Regions from separate parts of the Homo sapiens genome. Here region 2 is linked to region 1. A link is a contact called in ENCODE Hi-C or POLR2A ChIA-PET data. All regions are on one chromosome and are shown on one strand. Each heading gives the region's core, a stretch centred on a gene start or an enhancer-like site at or near the end of the contact. The rest is flanking DNA. Distances are from core to core; before and after follow the strand shown. Region 1 has its middle 5.4 kb from the start of VPS37B. Region 2 overlaps ABCB9 (ATP binding cassette subfamily B member 9).

Region 1 (6,177 bases), core at 1,528-4,027:
GAGCAGGGGCCAGGTGCGGTGGCTCACGCCTGTAATACCAGCACTTTGGGAGGCTGAGGAGGGCAGATCACTTGAGGTCAGGAGTTTGAGACCAGCCTGGCCAACATGGCGAAACCTGTCTCTACTAAAAATACAAAAATTAGCTGGGTATGGTGGTGCATACCTGTAATCCCAGCTACTCAGGAGGCTGAGGCAGGAGAATTGCTTGAACCCAAGAGGTGGAGGTTGCAGTGACCCAAGATCTGCCACTGCACTCCAGCCTGGGTGACAGACAAGACTCTGTCTCAAAAATAAATAAATAAATAATAACGGTTAGAATGATAAACTTTATGTATATTGTACCACAATAAGAAGTAATTTTTTAAAAGTGGTAGCTGAACTAGTTTTACGTGTATTAATAGAGATGGATTTCAAAACAGAGACAGAAGCATGTTGCAGAATAGGATGCCATATTTTTTAACAAAAATACTACCCAAAACAACACTAAATAAATCTGTTGTGCATTCATATGTATATATGTTAAAGAATAAAAATGGTCTGGAAAAATTCACACCAAGGAGTGTTAACAGTGGTCGCCCATGGGGAGAAAGGATGAACAGTTGGTGGCCAAGGAGAACTTAGTTTCTTTGTCCTAATTTATTTATTTGTAAAGGATGATGGCGTGGAAGACTAAATAATAATTCCCCAATTACACCCACATCCTCATGCCCTGCCAGCGTTGTTTTGTGTGGTACAAGGTCTTTGCAGGTCTGATTAAGCGAAGGGCCTTGCGGTGGGGAGTGGCGCCTGGGCTATCCAGGTGAGTCCAATGTCATCACAAAAGGCTTCCTAAGAGGGAGGCAGGAGCGTCAGGGTCAGAGGAGGCAATCTGAAAACAGGCAGAGATTGACCGAGGCCCCTAGAAGCTGGGAGAAAAGCAAGGGAGCTGATTCTCCCCTCTGAGTTTCCAGAAAGAACCAGGGCTGCCAACATCTTGACTTTAGGACTTCGTGATTTTGGACTTCTGACCTGCAGAACTGTAAGAGAAGAAATGAGTGTTGCTTAAGCCACTAAGTTAGTGGTTGTTTGTCACAGCATAGGAAATGAATACAGGATTCATAGCTTCCCTGTACAGTTAAACATTATGCAGTTATATAAATAGAAAGGCTTGGGAGGAGGGAGTAGATTTCGAGTGCATCAGATAAGGCACCCCCCTCTTGAAAGAAGAGCGTAAACTAGGTGGGTTTCTGTAGCACTGACGTTGAGGGCAACAGGTCCAGGAGGTGAAGAGGTGGGGGTGACTGAGGTGGGAGCTGACATAAGATCATTAGCATATGCAGAATCACCTCGAGAAGGACCGCAAGGTAAGAGCAGAATAAACTGGTATCTTCACACATTTTCTGCCTAAGACGAGACATGCAAAATTTCACAGTGATTAGAATGTTCCAGATTTAGTGCCTGGATTAACACCTTCTGCTGAGAAGAATCTTCACTTGAAAAAAAAAGAAGAAAACACCCTGCATGGAATTCAAAGGAAAAAAAAAAAAAAACACCAACGTTATTTTCAGCACTACTAGGGGAAAGGTAAATTCAGGCAACACCTGTTGAATAGGTTTCAAGAGTTTTTGGAACCAGCTATGGGTCAGCTAATGTCGCTAAGGAGTTATATTGATTTGTCCTTAGCTATATGATTGCAAAGTGACACGTTCCATATAAGTAGAGTGTGATCTCTCTTGCTTTAAAAAAAAAAAGTAAGTGGGTAGGAGGGTGGATATGAATATAGTTGCTTGAATAAGCACTGAAAAAACTTCTGGAAGGAAACACAAGTTGTTAATGGTTTTTGTTTGACCCCCTTATCTACTATTTGAATTTTATTTTATGCCATTTTATTATTATTTTTGAGACAGGGTCTCGCTCTGTCACCCAGGCTGGAGAGCAGTGGCACGATCATATCTCACTGCAGCCTCCAAATCCTGGGCTCAAGCAATCCTCCTGACTCAGCCTCCTAAGTAGCTGGGACTACAGGCATGTGCCACCATACCCAGGTAATTTTTTTTTTTTCGAGACAGGGTCTCCCTTTGTTGCCCAGGCTGGAGTACAGTGGCACGATCACTGCTCACTGCAGCCTCGACTTCCTGGGCTCAGGTGATCCTCCCATCTAGTCTCCCAAGTGCTGGAATTACAGGCATGCATCACCACGCCCGGCTAATTTTTGTATTTTTAGTAGAGACAGGATTTCACCATGTTAGCCAGGCTGTTCTCGATCTCCTGACCTCATGATCCACCCGCCTCGGCCTCCCAAAGTGCTGGGATTACAGGCGTGAGCCACCACGCCCAGCCCGTACATGTTTATCTTTTTAAAAATTCTAGAACCGAAACAAAACTGATCACTGTGGCTACCTCTGGGACATGGGTTCAATAGGGTTTGTTGTTAACTTTTCAGCTTACACACTTCTCACAGTTTAGACAGTTTTTACAGTAAACAAACGTTATTTTTAAGTATTTGGATGTTAATTTGTATATTTTATTATAAATAGTTCAAATTTATCAAAAGGAATAGATAATAATATAAGCCCATGACTCAGTTAAGAAATTCAAGGTGCAAATTACTTTTGTAACTAAAGAAGCAAGCAAACAAAAACCTATAAAGGTTTCCTAAAAAAAAACAAAACAAAACAAAACAAAAAACCACCTTGAGAGGGTTTCAGTTTCTAGTTTCTCTCTAGAGAATTTGCAAACCCAATGCCTGGAAATCCTGTCTTTGTACTTTTACCTATGTGTAAACCAACTCAAGTGTTATAACCACTTAGACGTAAGGTTTTTCAACATTGTCAGGGTTCGAGGTGAATGTTAGAGCTGAGTTAATTTCTTAGTGGATGAACCTAATCTTCTTGAAACTGTCAGGCTTATCGCAATGCATATAAGCAGAGAACAGGCTGTTGCCTCTGTGGTTTATCTGCGGTGTCAAGGCAAATCAGGCAAAAAATGCTGCAGGGCCACTTTCTGAAGGCTATTTTAATGAGGAAAGCAAGGTTCTGGGACTTGAAAACAGTTGGGGTCCTCTCTAGGGGTGACCAGAGAAATCATTCATAAGGGAAGCAAAAGCTAAGTGGTCTTGCCAGGCGCGGTGGCTCACGCCTGTAATCCCAGCACTTTGGGAGGCCGAGGCGGGCGGATCACGAGGTCAGGAGATCGAGACCATCCTGGCTAACACAGTGAAACCCCATCTCTACTTAAAATACAAAAAATTAGCCGAGCGAGGTGGCGGGCGCCTGTAGTCCCAGCTACTCGGGAGGCTGAGGCAGGAGAATGGTGTGAACCCCAGGGGGCGGAGCCTGCAGTGAGCCAAGATTGTGCCACTCACTCCAGCCTGGGCGACAGTGAGACTCCGTCTCAAAAAAAAAAAAAAAAGTTAAGTGGTCTTGCAGTTGTTCTCCCTGGCTGGGTTGATCAACACAAGAGGTAAAAATAGCTTTATCACCTCTTTTTAAATATGAAATAATGATGCAAAACAGAAGCATTTTTGTTGAGAGATAAAAAAAAAGAGCAAGATTAAGACCCCCATCTTCCTTTAAGTAAATAGTAAGAAAAGTGAATTTTCAGTAACACTCCAGCAGGGAGTTTAGTGAAAATCAGGCTGTGAAAATCTGCCCTGCTCTGTTTCATGGCATATCACCCAATACATTTTTATTTATTGTGGGTTGGTGCAGCACGTAAGTTTGGGTTTGCAGGATTTTATTATTTTTGTTGGTGACCATTTTGGTTTTGCCAGTGATATTTAATAAACTCTTTTTTGTTTTTCTTGAGGTTGTGAGCAGCTACATTTACATTAGTTATATTCGTTTTCTTCCTTTTAGTTAAAAAAAAAAATACAAAAATCCTTGGCCGGGTGTAGTGGCTCACTCCTGTAATCTCAGCACTTTGGGAGGCCAAGGTGGGTGGATCACCTGAGATCAGGAGTTCGAGACCAGCCTGGCCAACATGTTGAAACCCCGTCTCTACTAAAAATATAAAAACTAGCTGGGTGTGGTGGCATGTGCCTGTAATCCCAGCTACTCAGGAGGCTGAGGCATGAGAATCACTTGATCCTGGGAGGCGGAGGTTGCAGTGAGCTGAGATCATGCCACTGAACTCCAGCCTGGGCGGCAGAGCGAAACTCTGTCTCAAAAAAACAAAAACAAAACCAAAAAAAACTTCAATCCACAAGCATTGTTGTAACCTTAAAAAAAAAATCACTAACTTCTCCACTAACAACTTAAATACTTTGTTACCCTCGAGTCTTTGTCCTATAGAAATATAGCTTGTTCATTATAATCAGTCTGTATACACATTATACATGTGATATATATACACAGACACACACACATACAGAGAATGAGAGAGAGAGACAGAGAAAGAGACAGGGTCTTAATCTCTTGCCCAGGCTGGAGTGCAGTGGTGCGACCACAGCTCACTGCCGCCTCAACCTCCTGGGCCTCACCAATCCTCCCACCTCAGCCTCCCAAGTAGCTGGGACCACAGGCATGCGTCACCGTGCCGGGCTATTTTTTTTTAATTTTATATTTGTAGAGACAGAGTCTCCCTCTGATGCCCAGGATGGCCTTGAACTCCTGTACTCAAGGGATCCTCCCACCCCAGGCTTCCAAAGTGCTGGAATTACAGGTGTGAGCCACCATGCCCAGCCTACATTTATATTTTGCCTTTGTACCTTAACTCATGTTGCTTTTTCCACGTAGCTTCATAGTCTTTGCGTATCTTATTTTAATGGCTGAAAATATACCATTGATCAGATTTACTACAATTTACTTAACCATTCCCATAGTGTTGGACATTTAAGTTCTCATAATGTCATTTATTCACCCTCCCCTCCTATGACCATTCTATAGACCTCCGTCTTCCAGGCTGAAGTGACTCTCCTGCCTCAGCCTCCCAAGTAGCTGGGACTACAGGCATATGCCACCACACCTGGCTAATTCTTGTATTTTCGGTAGAGATGGGGTTTCATTACGTTGGCCAGGCTGGTCTCGAACTCCTGACCTCAAGCGATCCACCCGCCTTGGCCTACCAAAGTGCTGGGATTACAGGTGTGAGACACCAGGCCTGGCCCCCTACCTTTATAACACACCAAAATAACATCAACCCTAAATATAATTTTAAAAATACTATTCTATATTTGTATATCTTCTCTTGCTCTCCAAAGCAGAGACTGTATCTAAAACGATTTCTTTTTTCTGGATGACTAGTATGTAGGTCATTTTGGACATGTAGGTATTAGTACATGACAGTGACATGGTGGTGACATCAGGCTGTGAGTCCCCAGAGAAGCATGGCTGTTCCACCTGACACCTGGGGGAATAATTCCTCTAGTGCGCACACATAGTTTTGTAGCTATGTGTGCTATGCTATGGACACCTTCTTATTAATACATTTTTTCCCAGCGTCTCAAACTGGAAATTATTTCTGGATAAATCTACCAATGGGAGAGAAAGAATTCTAATCCCAAGGCTAGAAGATTTTTAGGTTCAACTATGCAAAGGTTGTGTGTGTGTGTGTGTGTGTGTGTGTGTGTGTGTGTGTGTGTGTTTTAAGTATGCTTGCCAAACAATTCCCAATATTGTGTAACAGGAGACTCATTGCTCAGACGGCAACAATGCTCCCATTGAGAGTGAAGCTCTGGCACATGCATACATTGCCCTTGATTCACCAGAGCAAACTCTTAGTTAACCCACAAGCATTACAAGCAGATGTAGGTGCATAAAGAAACCCAAATATCAGCCAACCGATAAAAGGAAAAAGACATGCAAATCCATCCATGCATTAAATTGACAGGTTTGACACTGATGCAAGGAAGCTTTGACATTTTCTTTTCTTCTCTCAATCCCCTTTAAGAATGACAAGAAGTTTTTAGAGCAGCAGAAAACAAGATGATTTTGTGGTTTGCTCTGTTTAACAAAGGAAGTGGTGTATGACTCCAATAGGTTGGTGGCAGATAGCAAGTATGAGAATAGTTATAAAAGGACTGGGCAAGGGTGGCAAGTGAGCCGTGTTTAAACTTAGTACGTTTAGAGGTCACTGTATATAGGTATGCCATTCTGAAGCCAGTTTTGTTCCTGGGGTATGTTCTTGGTTAAATCACATCATCCCTCTAGATTCTGGAGAGCTCTGACCCCTACCTTATTCTCACCTTCTGTGGGGACT
Region 2 (5,770 bases), core at 1,617-4,116, 45 kb before region 1:
CAGGAGACAAGCTTCTTTGATGAGAACCGCACAGGTTGGTCCTTCCAGTGCCCTAGGTGTCCTGGGGGCTGGGCCCCACCCCTGTGGGCTTGCCTGGCACTGAGGAATGAAATGGGCGTGTGGGTGGTCTCAGCCCTCTGTCTTCTCCTCCTGCTGTTAGTTCAGGCTGGGAACACCCTGGGCTTGGCCTGTGTCCTGGGAGCTGGCTTGCTCACTGAGGTTTTGGTGTGGGCTGCGGCCTCTGTGGGGCCCAGGCCAGGCCACCCGAGGTCCCTGCAGGAGCCAAGGCCTTGCTTTCCATTGCCCCATGGAAACCACCAGGTCCAGGACTACCCACGCCTGTGGCCGACAGAGACCCTGCTCCCATGGGGGTCAGCAGGTGAGGGCCAGGGGCCACAACGGGGAAGACGATAGAATATCCACCAAGATCCAAGCTCTGAGAGACACCGGCCTGGGTCGAAGCCCTGGTTCCTCCACTCACGAACTTCACCTCTCTGATCCTCTGTTTTCTTGTCTGTAAAATGGGAACACGGATAGTAGCCACCCCATGGGGTCCTTACACAGCTCTTAGCACAATGTCCAACTTAGGTAAGAAGTGTCTGCGCTTTCCTGCCCGCCACCAGCCAGGTTGTTATTTCCCTAGAAGGGAAGAGGAGTTACCCCCTCTGCCAGTGACAGGGAGGAGACATGGGTTTGAAGTCTGGCTCAGTCACGGACAGGCTGTGTGACTCTACGGGGGCCTTCCTGTTCTGAGCCCCAGCCTCCTCCGCTGTACAGCGGGATGTCATGAAGCTTAAGCAAGATGCTGATGACTGGGATTGGCTCAGAGTAGCCCTCGAGGGGTATCTGCTCTTCTCCCCCACCCCCCAACCCCGCCCACAGGTAGGGAGGCCCGGCTTCCCAGTGTCTGTCTCAGAGGCCCCTTAGCATCCCCCACCGCCACCCCCAAGGCCCGGGTTGCTGTGGTGAGAGCTGAGCCGCGTGTGTTCCAGGGGACCTCATCTCCCGCCTGACCTCGGACACCACCATGGTCAGCGACCTGGTCTCCCAGAACATCAATGTCTTCCTGCGGAACACAGTCAAGGTCACGGGCGTGGTGGTCTTCATGTTCAGCCTCTCATGGCAGCTCTCCTTGGTCACCTTCATGGGCTTCCCCATCATCATGATGGTGTCCAACATCTACGGCAAGTACTACAAGGTAGGCCTGCCCTGTCTCTGCTGGGGACTGTGCACCCTGGCAGCCCCCAAACATCCCCTTAGGAGGGGCTCAGGGGGCCACTAAGGGCTAGTGAAGGACAGGTCTTGAGGCTGTGTTTGCATTCATTCATTCATTTCTTCGCTCATTCAATAAATAATTATTGACCACCTGCTATGTCCCAGGCACTGGGATACATCAGTGAAAAAGACAAGGCCCCTGCCTTCCTGGAACTTGTATCTAGTGTCAGAGACAGATACTAGGTACCAACAGCATAAAGAATGAGAATCCACAATACAGTAAAAGATGGTCAGTGCTAAGGAGAAACATGAAGTGAGCAGAGGGATTGGGAGCATTGGGTGTAGCTGCAATTTTAAATTGGATTTACTGGCTGGGCCCGGTGGCTCATGCCTGTAATCCCAGAACTTTGGGAGGCACAGGCAGGAGGACCACTTGAGCCTAGGAGTTCGAGACAAGATTGGACAATATAGCAAGACCCCATCTCTACAAAAAAAAATTTTTTTTAGTTAGCTGGGCTTGGTGGCGCATGCCTGTGGTCCCAGCTACCTGGGATGCTGAGGTGGAGGATCGCCTGAGCCCAGGAGGTCGAGGCTGTAGTGAGCAATGATCGTGCCACTATACTCTAGCCTGGGTGACACAGCAAGACCCTGTCTCTAAAATGAATGAATAAATACAAGTTAAATAGGTCTTGCTGAGAAGGGGACATCTGAATAAGGGTCTGAAGGAGGCGGGCATCTTGGGAGGTATGTGCTGAGCAGAGGGCACAGCCAGTGAAAAGGCCCTGGGTTGGAACGTGCCTGGTGTGTATGTGGGGGTGGTGCGGGCCCGCTGTGATGCCATCGCGGGCCCGCTGTGATGCCATCATGGGCAGGCTGCTGTCCCCTCTGGCCACCCCACGGCACTGCTTCTGCTTCCGAGCTAGGGCCGTGAGCCAGGTTTGACCTCACCCTCCTCCTGCTTCCTGAATGGGCGGGTGCCCCCGAGCCCTAAGGGACAGACAGGCTGGGTTCAGACAGGCAGGGCTGTGACCCTGTGACAGGTACAGGCAACCCCCTCACAGTCACCCAGGCCCACGTGGGGTACTTCTAGAGCAGGGGCTTGGATGCATGACGGCCTCCAGGTGGTGCCGGGTAAGTCATTGTCGCAGCTCCATTGGAGCCTTTGGTGTTGGTGACCTGAGACCAGGGTAGCAAAGGAAGCCATCTCCCACCCAGCCCCCGGTGAGGCCACTCCCCACAGTCTTCTCCAGCCACACAGGTAGGACCTCTTCCCGAAGTTCCTGGTCACGAGCCTCCCCACCGTCCTCACTGAGATGAGAAAGTAAATCTATTCTTTAGAGTCTGAGCCATTTCTGGCACGCTGCTCCCCACCCCTTGCTTCCGGCCTTCCCACCAGCCCCTGGGATGGAGCAAGAAACCCTGGAGCTCCCCCTCAGCCCCCACCTCTGTGTGCACTGCAGGCCCTGCCTTTTAGTTCAGCTAAGGGAGGCCTCAGGAAGGCTCTGTTTGGGTTTTCCACCCCATGCCTGAATGTGTTGTGTGTAGCCAGCGAGTCATCTCCACAAACCACACACACCGCCCATGGCCAAACATGACTCAGGCACCCTGCATGCTTCCTGCGGCTGGGGCGTGACACATGGTCATGGGACATGCCAGTGCATGCTCCTGTCCTGGACTCTCAGGCAGCCTTCCTGGCTGGCTTGAGAATCAGCATAGTGACTCCTGCAAAGTGTGAACAGCTCCACCCAGGGGCCTCTTCCAGGACTCTGGTGAACAGCAGCCTGATGGCCGCACACTTGGGACCACTTTTCAGCTCTGCCTGTGGTGACATGCACATGGTGTGGGCAGATTTCACAACCCATGGCCCCTGCCACCATGTAGAACTTGGCTGGGAGTTCTGGAATCTCTTTATCAACCCTCAGGCTCTAACATAATTTATGTTGATGATGTAAATGGTGCCCCTTTAATAGTTGGTGTTTCTTAAATAGTGTACAACCTGAACAACCGTCCAAGGCATCCCCTGCTCTTCCAGCACAGGGTCAGGTGTTGAGGCCCCTTTTCTGAAAGGATTACCAAAAACTGTCCAGTCATGAATAGCCTCTTTTGAATACTGGGGATGACTTAACGATCAGCACCGTGCCCTATCCTTCAGGAGCTGAAACCATTGCCCCAAGAGCCTCTCTGGAGTTGACTACCTGAGTGTGTCAAATTGAGCCAGAAGGGGATGGGGGAGAAAGGGCTAGATCTTGTCTTTTTGTCCTAGGAACCTCTTGCATATAGCTGGTGCCAGCGAAGGGTGGAAAAACCCAGAGAGGCCTGGGGGCTCCAGTACATAGTGAGGCTGTTTTGGGGTCTTCTCCTTCTTGTCCCCCTCCTGTCCATAGAGGCTCTCCAAAGAGGTCCAGAATGCCCTGGCCAGAGCGAGCAACACGGCGGAGGAGACCATCAGTGCCATGAAGACTGTCCGGAGCTTCGCCAATGAGGAGGAGGAGGCAGAGGTGTACCTGCGGAAGCTGCAGCAGGTGTACAAGCTGAACAGGAAGGAGGCAGCTGCCTACATGTACTACGTCTGGGGCAGCGGGGTACGTGCCCCTGGCCAGGCAGCTCTGGCTGTGGAGGGATGGGATGCAAAGATGGGGGAAGCCCTCGATCTAGGACATCAGTCCTGCATGTTGGTGTCAAGCTGGTGGAGAATCTGTCTGTCTTTCTTTTTTTTTTTTTTTTTTTTTGAGACAGAGCCTCACTCTGTCACCCAGGCTGGAGTGCAGTGGCACCATCTCAGCTCACTGCAACCTCCGCCTCCTGGGTTCAAGCGATTCTCCTGCCTCAGCCTCCTGCATAGCTGGGACCACAGGCGCCCGCCACCATGCCTGGCTAATTTTTGTATTTTTGGTAGAGACGGGGTTTCACTATCTTGGCCAGGCTGGTCTCGAACTCCTGAGCTCAGGTGATCCACCCGCATCAGCCTCCCAAAGTGCTGGGATTACAGGCGTGAGCCACCGCGCCCTGCTGAGAATCTTTCCCAGAAGCAAGGCTGCCCCTCTCCCAGTCACCTGACGTGGGGTGGCAGGGTGGGAGCTTTCTTTTCCCAGCTGGGGAAACATCCTTGCTGAGGTGGGGAGTCAGCAGGTCCCTAGGCCACTTTCGGGCAGGTCTCATGTCACAGCCACACACACTCCCGACAGTGTCTGGCACACTCCCGGGAGTGCGTCACAGCCTCTCCTTGGAGGATGGGGAGCACTTGGATCATGTCACTGCTACACTGGACACACATGGGAGGTGGGCAGGTCAGGGCATAGCTGCGGAGGAATGAGGAGGGTTTGGAGTGAGAGGGAGGAGGGAGCTGGTGGTCTACAGGGGAGCCAGGGGAAAGAGGATATCTGGGACTTCCTGGTGCTGCCACCTCCCAAAAGTATCAGCCAAGGAGGAGAGGAGGGGCTAAGGTCCAGCTCAGCTAGCTGAGCCTCTTAGCAATCCGTCTGCTGGCAGGGGGTGCCTTTGCAGCTTCCACCAAGGCACGGTGGTCCAGACAGCAGCCTAGTTCTGGCTGGGCATGAGGAGGACAGATGGAGTCCCTGACTAGGGTGTGGGCTGCCATGGGTACTCAGACTCCACTCCCTTCCCAGATGCCCCCCAGGCACAGGAGGAAGGCATGGGCGCTCCCATCACAGCCCCTTCTTCACGGAACCCCACTGGGGGAGGAGACAGAGAGCTCACTGTGTGACCTTAGCCAGGGCACTTGCCCTCTCTGAGTCATGCTCTTCCCCATGAGGAGGACGAATAGTTCCCAGGTGGCCAAGCTGAGGAGCCTGGGGGTGGCATGTGTGTGCCAGGACCTCACAAAGAAAGCCTTGTTCTGTGGCCAAGCCCACAGCCTGCTCCAGCTGGAGGCCTCTGTAGGGAAATGCTCGGGGCAGGGGAAGGCATGAGTGACAAGCCTTGGAAGACACCCCTGCCAACGGCCGGCATTTCAGTTTGTGGCTGGGTCTGCCCTCACCTCCCCCTGCAGCCTGGGATGGGTCAGGGAATGGGGATGGTGGGGGATCTAAGGTCCCCTCGACCCACATCCCCTCTCCCTCTGCCCCAGCTCACACTGCTGGTGGTCCAGGTCAGCATCCTCTACTACGGGGGCCACCTTGTCATCTCAGGCCAGATGACCAGCGGCAACCTCATCGCCTTCATCATCTACGAGTTTGTCCTGGGAGATTGTATGGAGGTGAGAGGCCAGTGTGTCCGGGGATCCAGAGAGAAGGGAGGAGTTTGGGGAAGAGGGATCTTAACAGGGTGGGGGCGGGGCTCCAGGGACTCTGACAATGTGGTATTTCTCTCTAAGGTAAGTAGGGGAGACAGCATGATCATATCAAGAATGATAATACTAGGCAGGGCGTGGTGGCTCACGCCTATAATCCCAGAACTTTGGGAGGCGGAGGCGGGTGGATCACTTGAGGTCAGGAGTTCGAGACCAGCCTGGCCAACATGGTGAAACCCCATCTCTACTGAAAACACAAAAATTAGCCAAGCGTGTTGGTGGGTACCTGTAATCCCAGCTACTTGA

The links. A loop is a pair of places that touch in the nucleus more often than their neighbours do. ChIA-PET counts read pairs that join two places held with the same protein, here RNA polymerase II (POLR2A). Pooled maps may share reads with other maps.
Region 2: a map of Calu3 shows a loop between it and region 1 (5-fold over the local background). The contact joins two enhancer-like sites. A Hi-C loop is called at or near these places in 29 of 168 maps with a recorded cell type or tissue (B cell, CD14-positive monocyte, CD4-positive, alpha-beta memory T cell and 23 more), 26 of 37 single-sample maps with no recorded cell type and 26 of 50 pooled maps. POLR2A ChIA-PET finds 5 or more read pairs at or near these places in 25 of 52 experiments (A549, A673, AG04449 and 21 more).

What each region holds. Positions count from the first base shown.
Region 1 is chr12:122,898,436-122,904,612 of GRCh38, reverse strand. No RefSeq gene overlaps it. Among named protein-coding and RNA genes, the nearest start is that of VPS37B, 5.4 kb to the right of the region's middle. Within about 2 kb of position 2,777, at least 4 of the 41 ENCODE cell types and tissues checked have a DNase peak (open chromatin) inside an H3K27ac peak, as active enhancers do.
Region 2 is chr12:122,944,052-122,949,821 of GRCh38, reverse strand. It overlaps ABCB9 (ATP binding cassette subfamily B member 9), which reads left to right. Exons shown (of 12, transcript NM_019625.4): 4 at 1-34; 5 at 993-1,198; 6 at 3,600-3,797; 7 at 5,303-5,431. Among named protein-coding and RNA genes, the nearest start is that of ABCB9, 20 kb to the left of the region's middle. RefSeq lists enhancers at 2,541-2,600, 2,671-2,940, 2,463-3,211, 3,842-4,651. Within about 2 kb of position 2,866, at least 31 of the 41 ENCODE cell types and tissues checked have a DNase peak (open chromatin) inside an H3K27ac peak, as active enhancers do.